2 separate regions of the Homo sapiens genome follow, and region 2 is linked to region 1. Evidence: read pairs that join two places in POLR2A ChIA-PET (ENCODE). Cell type or tissue: MCF 10A. All regions are shown on one strand. Each heading gives the region's core, and the rest is flanking DNA. Links, peaks and the distances in the headings are about the cores only.

Evidence for each region. ChIA-PET counts read pairs that join two places held together with the same protein. Peaks named below come from ENCODE experiments on the same cell type or tissue, not always from the same donor. Only the 100,000 strongest peaks of a DNase experiment are listed, where the experiment ranks them.
Region 2: POLR2A ChIA-PET joins it to region 1 with 6 read pairs; 1 of 35 experiments calls an interaction of 5 or more read pairs at or near these places.

Annotation. Positions count from the first base shown.
Region 1 is chr1:178,459,346-178,467,225 of GRCh38, reverse strand. It overlaps RASAL2 (RAS protein activator like 2), which reads right to left. Exons shown (of 18, transcript NM_170692.4): 15 at 2,814-2,948; 16 at 1,104-1,306. Among named protein-coding and RNA genes, the nearest start is that of CLEC20A, 34 kb to the left of the region's middle. In MCF 10A, for the core only: no CTCF peak of the experiment used is centred there; a DNase peak (open chromatin) is centred at 2,045.
Region 2 is chr1:178,533,381-178,541,730 of GRCh38, reverse strand. LOC124904460 (a long non-coding RNA gene) reads left to right here. Exons shown (of 2, transcript XR_007066748.1): 2 at 1-1,168. Among named protein-coding and RNA genes, the nearest start is that of C1orf220, 5.2 kb to the left of the region's middle. RefSeq lists an enhancer at 4,143-5,342. In MCF 10A, for the core only: no CTCF peak of the experiment used is centred there; a DNase peak (open chromatin) is centred at 4,570.

The sequences.
Region 1 (7,880 bases), core at 1-5,000:
CCATCTTTTCTTTCTTCTCTACTACCTTGGAATAAGACATCTAAGGTTGATTTTTCTCCTTGTGCCTGGATCCCACACATTTTCATCTCCCTTGGAATAGTAACCCCATAATCATTTCCTCCCTCTTCTCTCTCAGATTCCTTCCTGAGCACAACTTATTTCATCTTAAAATATCAAATCAACCAACAAAAAACAAACAACCCTCTCTTAATCTCAAGTTACCCTAAACCTGGCCCACTTTCTCTTCCCTTGCACAGCTAAGTTTCCTCAATGAGTACTCTATACCTAGTATGTTTAGCTTGTTTTCTGTCCGCCATTCACATCTTAACTCATTGATGTTTAATTCTGCCAGTCTACCCAAACACCTCTCAGTAAGACTGTCAATTACCTCCACACTATTAAAACAACAAACAGTTCTGTTTACTTGACCTGTCCATAGCATTTTACAAATATTGAGGCATAGAGGTTATGAGCATGGAATCTGGAGTCCGGGATTCAAATCCTGGTGCATCACTATGTGACCTTGGGCAAGTGACTTAATGAATTTGTTGCCTGTTTATTTGTAAAATGAGAATAATAATGCGTAGGTGGAGGCTGTGATAAAGATTAAACAAACTATTATGTGTAAAGTGCTTAGAAAGGTGTGTGTCCCATGTCGAGTGCTATACAAGTGTTTGGTAAAACTGACCCTCCCTTTTTCTCCCTTGGCATCTGCAGCACTCTCAAAAGAGGTCCTCTGGCCCTAAAGATATTCCATAAAATTCCTTTCCATGTTTCTGGACTTATTTTGAAAGATTAATTTAGTCTTGGGCATTGGATATTTACATTTTTAAAACCGAGTTCTCCTCTAAGATTTCTCAAGTAAACCACCAAGTTTTAATTTTTTCTAATTGTTATGGTTAAAGAAAAACAGATTATCTTCATAGGAAGTGCCCAAGGTCTCATATTTAGGATATTTTAAGAGATACAGTCAATTATCACATTTGTACTCAGTACCACAAGGATAAAAATGGCTTTTGCTGCCATTCCTTCAGGGTTCTGTGGATCATCTCAATTCTTTGTCTTGCTAACTAGCCCACATCTGCTGCCAGGTGATGTCTAACCTGCTGATGATGCTTTTCATCTGGCTATCTTTTTCTTCCTGCTGTCTTCGGAGCCGCTCCTCGCTGTCCTCCAGTCGGGCCTTGTATTCCAGCAGCAGCTTCTGCATCTGCTGCTCCTGCACCAGCAAGCGGCGTTCATATTCCTCCAGTCGCCGGCTGGAAACTCTCAGGCGCTCCTTCAGTTTAGTAATTTCTTGTTCATACTAGGGCAGAGGAGGCAAGGAGACAAAAACTAGAGTCACATTGCTTTTAGAAATCAGTGATTTACTTTTCTTTCTTTCTCTTTCTTTCTTTTTTTCTTTTTCTTTTTTCTTTTTTTTAACAAAAGAAACCCTAAGCAGTGTAGCTAGATGCTGGCTGTGCTGTCATTCCCTATACTGTTCTTAATATTCTTTATAATTATCAACTGGCATAAATGTTAATGGAGCATTGCCTTCCTTACTAAAATTACATTTTAAATCTTAACTTGGCATTCCAAATTCTACATATATATGTATCTCTCTCTACACTAGGCTACCATTGCTATAAGCCACATCCAATCTGTGATGGTATCAAATGAAAGGGGGAAAAAAAAACCAGATGAAGTACTTAAAAGTCTGACAAATCACTTAAAATAAGCCAAAAGTCAGTTGTCTATAAGAGAAAAAGATTCTGTGTCATCATCTGCACTGTAGGATCTCTGATGTGTCTTAGCTCATCAGACTGCCATTCCTTTGTTCTACTAGAATCAGCCCTACAGAGAACAAGCAACATTTCTATAATGTTAAGCCCATGAATCAATAAGACTTTCATGGCAGAGGTTATTGCTGCTTTTTCCCCAACTATAAAAGTGTAAAGTATTCCAGTCACAAGCACTAAACAAAGGCCTACATGTTCTCTAGGGCCAATTAATATTGCTTCTTTGCCCATTTTTGTAATATGACTCACCTGCCCAATTTTGTACTGCTTGCTGGAACATACATGTTTGTGTTCTAAGGAGCTTTACATAAATTCAGTGACTCAATTAGTTACATGGCCCTTTCCTGTACTGTAGTTGCTGTGGCTGGGGTTTGAGTACACTGGAATATCATGCTGATAAAAAGAAGCTAATTGTCTGGTTGTCAATTAAATAATATAATGCTATATATGATGACAAGGTTCTTGTTTGATAACCCTTTTACCCCTTGTCAACTTTTCCTTAAAAAACAAAAAAACAAAATCTAAACAATAGATAATATCCTTTTAACAGTCATTTATAGAGCTATACATTCTTTATCCAGAAAAGGCAAAAAAAAAAAAAAAAAAAAAAAAACAACTAAAACCAAAACCTAATTGTTACCAAGATAAACAAAAAGTCTTGCCCTAGGGTAATTTTGTCCTTGGGTGAAGACCAACAAGTTTATGGAAACACAGAAACATGAAATATTTACCTAAAATGACTAGAAATGAATAGTAGAGTGTCCTCTAGATTAAGGCATCTACATTAAAAAAAATAGTAGCTAACTGCCACCCCCTAGCAAGATGAACATTTTCCATGTATATTCACACACACACACACACACACACACACACACACCACTGACCTATTTTACATAGATATGTATAGGATGATTAACATAAGGGGTAGAGGTGAAGATGGGGGTGGGATGAGTTTATGTTCTTAGCTAGATAACCTTTTTAGTGGCCTGTCATTTTGGGATCAGAAAGTTGATGAAGCAGACTAGGTTCTACCTTCTCAGCATGCTTGGCTTCATCTAGATTTTGCTCAGTTTCTTCCACATCCTCTTCATACTGCCCATTGTTCAGAACCCAGGCTGCTGTCCTCTCTACTGGGGACATTGTGGCAGAGTCCACAGGTGACTGAACCTGCATCAGAAACAGTTATTAGCATTTCCCCTAACAGCTCACCCGTGTGCTATGTTTCACAAACAGCTATTCTTGGAAGACATTAACTGTGATCTCTCAGTTTTCTAATAAATGCTCTTAGCTTTAAGTATTATTTTACTAATGCCAAGGCTAGGGGTGGGGAAAGAGAATATACATTTGTATAAGTGCAAACTATTCTGAATAGAAAGTTGCATATATCATATCCAAGAGGCATCCTTATTCTCCCTCTAAAGAAAGTCAAAGCCTTAAAATTGTTAATTTGCCCAGTGGTCCAAATACTGGTAGGTAACAAATTGCCTGCTGAAATTAATAAATGACCTCTGCCATAAAAGTCTTTTATGCCATAAAAGTCTATTTGATGATTAAATAAGAGAAAGAAAGCATAACCTGATGGTCAAAATATCTGTTTAGCCCAGACACAATCAGAAACCAAAAAACTGATTAGTGCTAAACAAACTCACAAAGTGCCCATTTATATATCAGAATGGCAAATACTAGGTTGGTGCAAAAGTAATTGTGGGTTAAATGGCAAAACCTGCAATTACTTTTGCACCAGTCTATTTAGTTTTCATATTATTGATTTAGAGAAAAAGAAGGACAAGTGATGCTGGTTATCTTTACAGAACACTGACTTCATGATGGATTAAGATCACTCAAGGGTCCTTATACTGGAAAATTTCTTGAATACAGGATCAAAATGATGGATACTGGGTAGTCTATTTTCCTAATCTACTGAATAGACATACCAACACTGTCACCACCACCTATCTTGATCATCTCATAGGGAGCTGTGAGGATAAGACAATATATTTGAAAATTCTTTGGAAACTTCAGAGTGCTACAGAGAGGTTAGGTGTCAGTCATTACAATATTTATGTTTCAAAAACTAGCATTAGATATTACAATTTATATTAGGCTATTGAACATTAGTGCTTTCTCCACAAACAATGATGGAAACACACAATTTTTTTCCCCTCTGTCCTGCCTCAGAGAGAGAGAGTAAGCTAAAGAGAGAGTACAAAACTTGGCATGTGAGTTAGCCTTTTATAATTAAATAGAGGGATTTGTATTTTAAGGACCAGAATTCCATAATTTCATAATTGAAGGGCATTTTCTCCCCTATCACAGCCATTACATCTTAAGGATCTTTATACCATTCTGAAATAGAACTCAGTTAAACTCTAAATAAATATTTTAAAAGAAGGGGTATTTTGATGAACTGGAGAGTGAGGAAGACCAGATTAAAAAACTGATTGCAGAGACTAAAAGGCTATCAGAGATGGGTTGGGAGAGACTTTAAAACTTACACATGCAAAAGTAACATAGGGACATTTCTTAAAGGTGTGAAGAAAGATCTGGTTTAGTCGATTTACAGATTATAGTTATATATCAATAAAAATAGCTTCATGCCTGAGGATGGATGTGCATAGTTTATATAAATAGACCCGTACACACTAAGCAATTGTGAATGAACTTCTAGAAATTTCTACTATTTTGTTGGTCAAATCTTATTTTCAGCCACTTCCTAATATATCCTAGCACTTTGCTTGGCATACAGTAGGTGGTCAAAATAATAAAAATAAAAGTGACAAAATAGATCAATCCTAACTATTCCTTCTATTAATGATAAAGCCTTCACAAAATTGTAAAAAGGCTAGAAATATAGAATAAATAAAAAATAGTTATTGTGCTAGATTGAAAGGAAACAGAGGTGATTTTTGTTTCATGAATTTTTTTGTTGTAGTATGTTCTTCAAATGAAAAAACTATATACTATCTTTTATATATTCTTGGTCTTATAAGCGTTGCTCTTATTTTCCAATTAGTCAATCTAATGGGCATCATATCATACAGTTCTTTTAAATGATACTGACTAGTTAAATACACAACAGATGCTCAATAAAATATTATTCATTTATTATTCTGGATTATCTTTAGAATTCATTACTAAAATATAATTTATTACTTAGAGAATATTCTATGTTTTTCCCCTAATCCTTTGGAAGGGCACCAAAGGCTTCTTTTCAATGATTGTTCCATCTCCTTATAAGCTGGATAAATAGCAAAAAATATCTCTAGTTTATAGTCCAAAAAATTGAGGGAGGAGGTTAGTAAGTGGTTCAGATTCCATCTTGCTTAGGAATGGCCTTAGAAAGAGAATTTATATCCACTGACTTTCAACATGATCATCAAAGATAATGAAAAAGACAAAAAGAAAAAGGAGCAGGAATTCCCATTAGGAATATCTTCCCTTTGAGATAAAGCTGTATAGGGTTTCCCTGGAAAAACAGTAACGCTTTAGGGCAAAAGAGCCTGATGCAGCAGTTTCACTGATACTACAATTAATCATAGCCTGGCTATGCTGAGGCCAGTTCCTCGTTCCTTGCTAGTATTTACTAGACATAAACAAGACCAATTGGTTTCAGCTTCATAGTGTGAAATAGTCGGATTCCCATAAATGAATAACCCTTCTGCTATCAACACCAAAGAAAGGGCCGAATAAATTAATCCACAAACTTTGGGAGTTCTTGAAGAGGTTGGTTAAGAGACAGTTCAACAAATCTAAATGTGAAAACTGCAGCATCATATTAACAGGCTTGTCAATTATCTATTTTAAAAGGTCTCTTCAAATTCAAATTTCTAAGATTAGAGTACATGATAAATCTGAACAACTCATATATATAAAGTCTACTGTTTGTACGAAGTAGATGATACATGAAAAACAAAATAGAGAGGAAAATAAGAAAAAAGCAATACAAACAGAGGCTGAAATGGGTTAAAAAATTAAGAGAGTTTCTTGAAAAAAAATTTATCTGTGAATTTTTTCACCAGGATTTTATTTCCTTCCTACTCATTAGACGTAGAAGACTGAAGCCAGTTACTCTGCAGACAATGGCCACTACTTTGTGCTAAGATATAAATGGAATTTGCATGGGACAAAGCTACTGATAATTACAGCCGCCTACAGAACAATCCCCACAAAGAAATCCTCTAGTTTCTGGGAGAGAATTCCCCAACACAATTTGCAATTAAAATATGTAAAGGAATTTGCCTTAAAAATGTGCTGATTATATAGAACTTCAGAGGCTTCATGGGAGTGAGATGAACAAAGCAAGCAAGAAACAGATAAGAAATAAAAAACTAGGCCAGGCACGGTGGCTCACTCCTGTAATCAAAGCACTTTGGGAGGCCGAGGCAGGTGGATCACTTGAGGTCAGGAGTTCAAGACCAACCTGGCCAACATGATGAAACCCCACCTCTACTAAAAATACAAAAATTAGCCAGGCGTGGTGGTGGGCATCTGTAATCCCAGCTACTCAGGAGGCTGAGACAGGAGAACTGCTTGAACCTGGGAGGCGGAAGTTACAGTGAGCCGAGATCGTGCCACTGCACTCCAGCCTAGGCGACAGAGCAAGACTCTGTTTCAAAAAAATAAAAATAAAAATAAAAAACTAACAATGTAAGTTCAAAACAATGAACCAAAAGCCAGTGTAGGAAAAAAAAAAGAAACTTGAGCAATCAAAATACGGTGATTTATGCTTCAACTGATAGGACAGTGGCAGTACCAGCAAAAGTATAAACAAAGATTAATATTCAAAGCTGTACCTGGACATCTCACTGTGCCTGTACCCCACTTCATGCCAAAAAATATATTTGGTGACTCATTAATGGCTGTGACACAAAAACTAATTTTTATATTGGTTGTTTGGAGACTGTATGCATTTCCTACCTCCCATCCATCCAGGCAGCCCTCTAATCATAACCCACAGAAACATGTATTATGTGCTTATGCGATAGGTATTGTATTTTCCTAAAGAAAAAATGTTATAAATGACAACTGGTTCCAGATGAGCACAAAAAAGGCTATTTAATTTATAATATTAATAAACAACCAGCCTGAGTCATAGGCCCTCCATGATACAGAAGGAAAGGGTAAGCAAAAGAAAAAAAAAAGAATCTTTATTTTCCTTTTCTGTACAGGGCTGGGCCTAAGTACACTTTTGAAAAGCAGGTGGAGGACACTTTCCCTGTCCTGTCCCTCTCTGCCAGATCTCATGCTCTTCGCTAATCCTATTTTATCTTCAGTGCCCTTGTGCTGCCCTAAGTCCCTGAGTAGATATTTGCTTCTACACAGTATTCTGATTTCTAAAATTATGTATTTTTTCCTTTCTCCTCCCAATAAACATCTTAATTCTCTGAAAGTAGTTGATCGCAACTAGAATCTAGCACAAAAGTGATGTGAGGAAACTACTTCACAATAAGGTAGGAATGACTGATAGCCTTCTAACACATACATTTTATGCTTATATACACATACACATTTATATATAAAAAATACATATGATACATATAAAAGATATCTATTTTTCCTTTTCTTCAAATAAAAATGCTTACTAAATCAAATGATTTGGTAAAATTTTGGGAAATATAACAAAATAAAAATGAAAAATTTAAGACTGTAGAAAAACTTTATTACTCAGTAAAAAATGACCAACTAGGAGGTTTAGCCCAGGAAGTCTGCTTCCAGAAACAGCTTAAGTTAGTCATGCTTTTCATCCCTTCTTCTATTTCTGTATCCAAGGATTCTATAAATAATCCAATTAAAAAATCAAAGTAGGTGCAAGGGGCTCTGATCATAGCAGACTGGAGGCAGAGGCAGCCATATAGGTAAGTGCCTAAACTGTAAAAATGCAAATATATAACAGATACAAACTAGGATTTTATTGCAGTCTCCCTGCCCAGTTATTTTGCTGCATAAAAGGATTTGTCATAGAACTCTTTTAATCTCAAGTTTTTTAGTACTATCATTAGGTTTCAAAAAAAATTCAACTAATACAATGCTTTTTTAGGAGAAAAATCTTTTTAGATGAAAGATATATAAAGATATATATTATATACATGAAAAATTATA
Region 2 (8,350 bases), core at 1,581-6,580, 73 kb before region 1:
CTCCACTCTGGCATTACTCTGGGCAGAGGGCTCAGGAGGGCTCAAGGAGGACCAGTGACATTCAGAGTGGCCAGAGTAAAGGGAGGGAGGGGGAGTGGTGGGAGAGGCGTGCAGAAGGCACAGGTGAGGTGGCGGAGGGGGGCAGGTGGTGGGGGGAGCGGGCTGGGGTGGGATGGGCCTGTCAGCATAGCAAGGGCTGTGATGGGCTTGAGTCTGACAGGGGGCAATGACCTGACCTACGGTTTTGTAAGATCACTCTGGCTGCCACCTGGAGAGCTGGTGTGGGGATGATGGCCATGGTAGACACAAGGGGAGCAGTTAGGAGACCACCACAAGTGACCATGCGGCCCAGGCGAGTAGGGTAGCAACAGAGATGGGGAGAGGAGGTCAGATTTGTGATCTGTATCTGAAGGTGGAATGGACAGGAATTGCTGATGAGCTTGGGTGTGGTGCATGAGGGAAAGAGAGAAATAAGCATCATTCTTAGGATTTGTCCTGAGCAACTGGAAGAAAAAGAATGACAGTGGCTAATACGGTTAGCCAGGCGCTCCTCTAAACCCTTCACATAGTTTAACCTGTCTAGATTTCATAACACTCCTATGAATTAGGAATTAGTTCTTCCCACATTTTACAGAAGAGGCAATCGAGGCCCAGAGAGTTGAATCAGTTTGCATAAAGTCCCACCATTAGCAAATGGAAAAGCTGGAATTTGGACCCAGCACTTCACCACTGCACACTTCCCCGGCTTTACAGAAAGAGAAATGCCGTGAACTGAGCTAGATGAGCCCGGGGGAGGAATGGGGTTTTTCCGTGGGGGTGTGAATCAAGAGTTCTAGTTGGAATGAATTCAGGCTGAGGTGCCTTTTAAACATCCAAGTAGAGATATTTAGCTCAGCAGATGGATGTATGACTCAGGCCCTGGGTGGCAAGGAGGAGCATCTGGGGCTGGCGTGTTAAGCATGGAGAGGAGACAGGAGAAGAGGGCAGAAGGCTGGGAAGTGGGATTAAATGCTGCATGTGAACGGATGAGGACAGAAATGGATACTTTAGAGCATCCTGTCAAGCCTTGGGGTGTCGGGTGATGAGTGTGTTTAGGAAATATTATTCTAGAGCAGTGCTTGTTTTTGTTTGAGGATTCAATAAAGGCTGTCACCTTGTTCCAGAAAAAGTACATGAACACACACGCAACATTTTGCATACAATTTCAGGGTGTCCGTGGGTCCCCAGAGGACATGCATGGGCCATTCTATTTCTATCAAACCTTACTTCATCCACCAGCCACAATCAAATTTCACTGTATCTCTCAAGTCCTGACCAGACCTCTGATGCAGTCACCCCACCCTCTCTGTCTGCATGAGATAGGAGCTGCACTCCTCTGAATCGAGACGGTTTTGAATTGAGACGGTTTTGAATGTCTATGTAGAATGCAGCTCGCCCTGCAGGTATTGCCTGTGTACATGTCTCATTTGGAAATGGTTCCCCTGAGGAATGAGAGGATGAACCCACAGAGTCTTTTGCTCTCTTATTCACCTGGGAGGTGATGTTATTCATCTATTTCCTAGATTTATTTGTTTTTTTGGTGTTTTTTGTTTTTGTTTTCGTTTTGAGATGGACTCTTTCTCTGTCGCCCAGGCTGGAATGCAATGGCGTGATCTCAACTCACTGCAACCTCTGCCTCCCGGGTTCAAGCGATTCTCCTGCCTCAGCCTTCTGAGTAGCTGGGATTACAGGTGTGCACCACCACACCTGGCTAATTTTTGTATTTTTAGTGGAGACCGGGTTTCACCATGTTGGCCAGCCTGGTCTCGAACTCCTGACCTCAAGTGATCCACCCTCCTCAGCCCCCTATAGTGCTGGGATTACAGGCATGAGCCACCATGCCTGGCCTTATTTCCTAGGTTTAAAGACAAAACTAGCTCGTTCTATTGTTTCCATCGACACAATTGCTTCCCCAATATATAATGGGCATTTGTTGCTATTGTTCTGTTTGTTTTGGCGGTCCAGCTTCCAGCATCCATTCTATTTGGGAGGATTCCCCGGTGACTCTTGGCAGGAATCCATCAGCCCCTCTGGAAATGGAAGGAATGGAAGGAACCAGGTGTCCCTCTTGTCCCCCACCCCTGCAGAGGTCACAGCCTTCCTATCCTGCCCAGCCCAGTGGGGCTTTGAAGGCTAGGGTGCAGGAACAGAAGAGAACTTATTTTTGGCCATGGCAGCTAGGCCAGGAGACCATCTGTGAGAGTAGCATCCTGTGTCCTGTGGCAGCAGTCCCGGCCACGGTATCCTCACCACAGCCTGGCCACAGCTTGGCCTCGCCTGCATCTCCTGCTGCCAGCCGCCTTGATACCTGCCCATTTTCCCCATGCGGTTCTCCAGCCTTCCGACTGATAAGTTCTGCACATATTTCCCCATGTCCATTGCCTGCACGAGTCAGCCAGGTCAGCTCTGTCGCTTCCACCAAGACCTCTCACTGCAGTGGCTGTGCTGAGCTTGCAGCTGACGTCTGCTCTACAGTGTCAGCACTTGGGATTCTTCTTCTGTTGGGGGTCCCTGAAGGTGGGATTCCTGGCCTGTCGAAGCATTGCTGTGTGACACATGCCAGATCCTTGCGGTTGCCTGTGAAGCTCGGAGCCCTCCATATCGAGGGAGGAAGGCTTTCCTTCCAGCAAAGTCTTGTGGCTTTCAGCGAGAGCGACTATGCAGCAGCCAGACCAACTACAGAGGTCACAACAACAACCCCTGTCCCGATGACAATCCTGTGATTTTCCTGGCTCAAAATGAAGTTTGACAAGTCTTGTTTTATACTCTTGTCATCACTGGGATTTCTTCTGACTTTACAAGACCAACAGGAATTGGAGTCAGACTCACAGGGGAGCCTGAGAGCCTCTCTATCCCACACCGCTGTGGGAGCCACGCCCAGGTGGGGCCAGGGCTGCAGAGGGGGAAGCTGGGAATGGCTGGGCAAGGATAGAGGCAGCTCAGCTTCCCCTAAGCCTGGGGTGGCCTGAGGGGCCCCCTGCACTATGCTGGAACGTACCTTCCTTTCCAAGGAAGGAAAACAGCAGCTTCTGACTCATGACTGTGTCCTCCTGCAGACAAGTACACAGCTCATCCCCTCAGAGTGTCTGAGTGCTGAGCTCACATCTCATGGTGGGGTGTTGCGGCCATGTCGCTGCCCCATCCCACGGGCATGGTGAGGATTCTGTTACTGCACACTCTTTAGGGTCCTTTATAGTTAATAAAATATTGAACCACTTCCATACTGGTTGGTAAACAGCTGCTGCCCTGAGCTGCCCCCACCTCCGACCCAGTGGCCACCTGCCCATCATTCTCCTGGTCCTTTCCCAGGACTGGCCAGGTGTCCCCACAACCTAGCAGCTAAGGGTCCTACCTGGCACAGATTCTGGTGGGTCAGGGCCCATGGTTAAGTATTTGGGGGTATCACCCCACCCACGAGTGTTCTCAGCACGCACTCACTCCTGCCTCTTCTCTGGTCCCCACACACTCAGCCACCCTGTCCCACCTCTTCTCACCACCAAATTAATATGCTCATCCTTCTCACCTCATCCTAGCCCCACCTCCTTCAAGAATCAGTCCTGAGTCCATAGCCCCTGCATCTCCCCCTCACACCCAGAGCACTCCGCCTCCTACAGATAGCGCTTCCCAAATACGTCTCTCTCAAAGCTCTTTATGAGTCTTCAATATTTCCTTGGCCGGCTGGCCGATTGATTGGTTACAGAGCCTTGCCTTCTCATTTTCTGGCAGCAGATAAGTGAGGCCGGGACCTCTGGGGCCAGAGGCAGAGAGGCAGAGGTCCCAGGCCACACCTGAAAAGGCCGCCTGAGAAGGGAAGTTTCTGAAAGAGGCCAAGCAAGAGGGACCCCAATGCTGGGGCACTGTGAGCAGTGCTGAGCTGGTCAGTGGTCAGAACAGGTAAACTGGTGGGGCTCAGGCAAAGAGAAGGTCAAAGTGCAAGTCACACCTGGAGCAGGCGGGCATGACGCAAGGCCAGCTCAGCCACAAACCCCGTGTTGGGGGCAGGTGCCTTCCCTCTGGATCAAGATGTCCTGGAAGTGATTGGCTCCTGTTGGACAGGCAAAAGGTTAAGCAACACTCATCCTAGCTTCGAGCTGTCCCTCCCACCGACCTGAGTGGCAAGGAAGTTGCAGGGAAGGGGGCCTTGCTCTGTGCCACAGCTAATACCTGAGAATAGAATTTGGGAAACTTGAATCACAGTTTCCCATAACGTGTCGCGATTGCTTAGAAACTACGTGTCTCCCCTCCCCACAGTCGTCGGGGATCAGTGGCTCCTGACGCGTTTGCTTTAAATCTCTCTGTTCCCTGCCAATTAGCCAGTTTGACTTTCTGCTGTGGCAGGGATGAAAGTCACACTATTCAGCGCTAGACACGGATGCTGGGGGAGGAATCTCATTGCTGTGGAGATGGAATCTGGGCTTGGCACTGCCTGTTCAGCTGCTGAGTGTTACTTTGGGTTGACTCACAGCCCAGCATGAAGCAGGAGGCCAATCTTCGTGCACTCCACAACTCTTCCCTCCCCAGCTTTATCCAGACTGTGTCTTCTGCTGACCAGCTGTTTACGCTTGTACTTGATATGCGCTTGCCAAAGCCTGCAGCATAGAAGCCCACAGCTCAGTCCAAAGCAGCCAACCTTCGGCCTACTAGGATCTTAGCCACACCCCAGAGTCCCAGAGAGAAGTGACTCAGGTTGGACACAGTGGCTCCAAATGACCTCAGGTGACTCACAGCAAACAGATTAAAGGTGACACCCAGTGTCTCACCTATCAACTCAATTTGTCATTGAGTTGGCAGCCATGGCTGCCACCATTTCCCAGCTCGTTCACCCAGCTGTTTTTAAATATGGGCACACCAGCTTAAATCCCAATCTTGCCTGTCCTAACACCACAAGTCTCAACTCTGGCTGCAGGTTAGAATCACCCGAGGAGCATTTGAAACCACTGAAACCCCAGGCCTCCCTCCTGCAGAGATCTCAATCTAATTGGTCCAGGATGGGCCTGGGCATCTGTATGTTTTCAGAGCTCCTCAGGTGGGATGTTTGTTTGTTTGTTTGTTTGTTTGTTTGTTTTGTAGAGATGGAGTTTCCCCATCTTGCCCAGGCTGGTCTCAAACTCCTGAGTTGAAGCGATCCACCCGCCTCGGCCTCCCAAGGTGCTGGGATCACAGGTGTGCGCCACTGTGCCCAGCCCCCAGGTGGTTTTAATGTTCAATGGTCCTGAGAACCAGGGATCTGCCATCCAATTCTGTGAGGAAGGAGGATGCCAGACAGATATGCTATTTTCATATCCAATTCAGTCACCAGCACGTCTGCAGCCTGGCTCATGCCTTCAGTAGAGGACCTTCTGGTGTGAACACTTGCTCATTTCTGACCCAGAATCTTCCATAAATTTTTCTGCATCCAACTCTTTCTCCTTGGGTTTTAGTAATCTGTAAGTTTCTGCTTAATTTTCTGGATTAGGAGTTGAGAGTCCCAGCTTGTGAAACACACATTGCCAAAAAACCTAGTTATGGAAAAACTGGCTGAGATGAGAAAGATCTTGTTCTTACATAATTATGGATTCTCAATCTGTTCCATTTTGTTTATATTTGTTTCTCTGGAGAAATACTTTGTTATACATCATATATATTTTTTGATCTATATATATCTTTGTTTTAGCTTTATTAACTTTGGAGACTCGAACATACACAAAAGTAGACAGGATAGTATCATGAACTACTACAAACCTACCCACTCTCCTGCCCCAGCAATGGCTTAACCCAGCCCCATCCCCACACCCATCAGTTCACTCCATCTTCTATTATTTTCAGTCAAATACCAGATATCATACTATTTTATCTGTGAATGTTTTAGCAGATCACTCGAAAAGAACTTCTTGGGTATCATAACCACCATTCTACTGCACAGCAAAACTAGCAATAATTCCTAGAATTTAAATTTCCCAATTGTCTTAAAACTGTCCTGTGTGAATTATTAAAAAGAATTTGAGCCAGGCACAGTGGCTCATGCCTGTAATCCCAGCACTTTGTGAGGCCAAGGCAGGTGGATCACCTGAGGCCAGGAGTTCGAGACCAGCCTGGCCAACAGGGTGAAACCCCATCTCTACTAAAAATACAAAAATTAGCCGAGCGTGGTGGTAAGTGCCTCTAATCCCAGTTACTTGGGAGGCTGAGGCAGGAGAATCACTTGAATGCGGAAGGCAGAGGTTGCAGTAAGCTGAGATGGCGCCATTGCACTCCAGCCTGGGCAACAAGAGTGAAACTCTGTCTAAAAAAAAAAAAAGAATTTGAATCAGGGTACAAATGAGATGCAGATGTTGAAACTGGCTGATATAACTTTTTAGTCTGTTTTAGTCTATAGATTACCCCTCCTTTTTTTTTTTTTTTTTTTTTTTTGAGATGGAGTCTGGCATTGTTGCCCAGGCTGGAGTGCAGTGGCTTGATCTCGGCTCACTGCAGCCTCCACCTCCCGGTTTCCAGTGATTCTCCTGCCTCAGCCTCCCAAGTAACTAGAATTACAGGTGCTCACCACCATGCCTGGCTAATTTTTGTATTTTTAGTAGAGACGGGGTTTCACCCTGTTGGCCAGGCTGGTCTCGAACTCCTAACCTCAGGTGATCCACCCACCTCGGCCTCCCAAAGTTCTAGGATTACAGGCGTGAGCCACCACGCCCGGCCTCCATGTTCCATTTTTGAGGAACTGCCAAACTGTTTTCCAAAGCAGCATCACCATTTGACATATTCAGTTTGATGAATTTTTACACATAGTACACACCCATATCCCCACCACGAGATCAGGAATAGGGCATCAGCACTCTAGAATCCTCCCTGTCATCCTTGCACTCTAAAGGTAACCCTATTTTGACTTCTGTCACTCTGGATTAATTTTGATGGCCAGGACTTGAGAGGTGATCCGAGGAATGCTTCCACTGGAGAACTCAGCGTTAGCAAAGGCACAATGGCCGAGGCAGGGCAACCCCAGCTTTACATTCTGCAGGACAGGGACCCAGATTCTCTTGTGGTCCCACCAAGGCCTGGTGAGCAGGCAGGTCTCCTCCTCCCCTGCCCCGCTTCCTGCACAGCCAGCAGAACTTTTCAAAGGAACAGCAAGCAGGGGGGCTTCTTAATTGGGATCCCCTGGGAGGCAGAGGAGGAGATCCATGTGCGCGATGACTAAGTTTCATCCTAATGGAGGACTTTAGCATGCAGTGCCATGGCAAAACCTGGCTTGCGGTGGGAAGGGAATCTGTCCTTGCATGGCCCTGGCACAACTGTGTCCCCGGGCCTGTTAGGCTCTGCTCACCTCCTACAGCAGGCTCTTTAGGAAAGACCCAGGCTCCCAGAGCCCAGCTCACAGCCGCTGAGGCAGGACTTTCTGAGCAAGTCTCTCCTGACCACAGGGAACTGCTGTGTGGGCAATTTGGCAGCAAGGGCATCTGTTCTGCAGGGCAAAATGCTAGAGAACCAGCTGGAGAACCATGCTGCATGGGGAGGGCTCTCAGGTGGTGGCCCCTGGAGAGTCAGGCCTGCTGCAGCCCCATTACCTTGAGGCCTTTCTCCCAGCTCAGCAGTTCTCTGGCTTCCAGCCTTTTCCCTGAACTGACCTTCTGTCTCTGGCCTCACCCAAGCACACATGCAGAATGACACTGAAGTCACTCAAAACTGCTAGAGATATTTACCCCTGATCTGCAAACCCCCTAACTTGCCAATGATCTTTCCATCCCAGCCCCTAACTCTAATTTGCTTCCAAATTCCATCCTCAGCACAGTCTGAAATTGTCACTCCCCTCCAGCCCACTGCCTGGGAACTTACCAATTAGAGGTTAATTTGGGTACTCATTAAAAGATGCAAACAGGCTGGGTGTAAGGGCTCACACCTATAATCACAGCACTTTGGGAGGCCGAGGTGGGAGGATCACTTGAGCTCACAAGGGGTTGGAGACCGGCCAAGGCAACGTGGTGAGATCTCCGCCTCTACAATAAAAAATATTTTAAAATTAGCTGGGCATGTGCTTGTAGCCCTAGATACTCAGGAGGCTGAGGCAGGAGGATCACTTGAACCCAGGAGGTTGAGGCAGCAGTGAGCCATGATTGTGTCACTTCATTCTAGCCAGGACAACAGAGCAAGACCCTGTTTCACTCAAAAAAAAAAAAAAGATGTGCAAAGTCCCTGGGAGGGCTGGTCTGTCCCATATCAGGGTGCTTTCTTTTAAGAGATTGAGCTCCTACCAACACTGAGCTGGGAAGAGCAGCAGCTGCAGACACTTGGCTTTGGGGCGCCTCACATAATGCTGTGCTCTGCAGAGATAAGTCTCGGG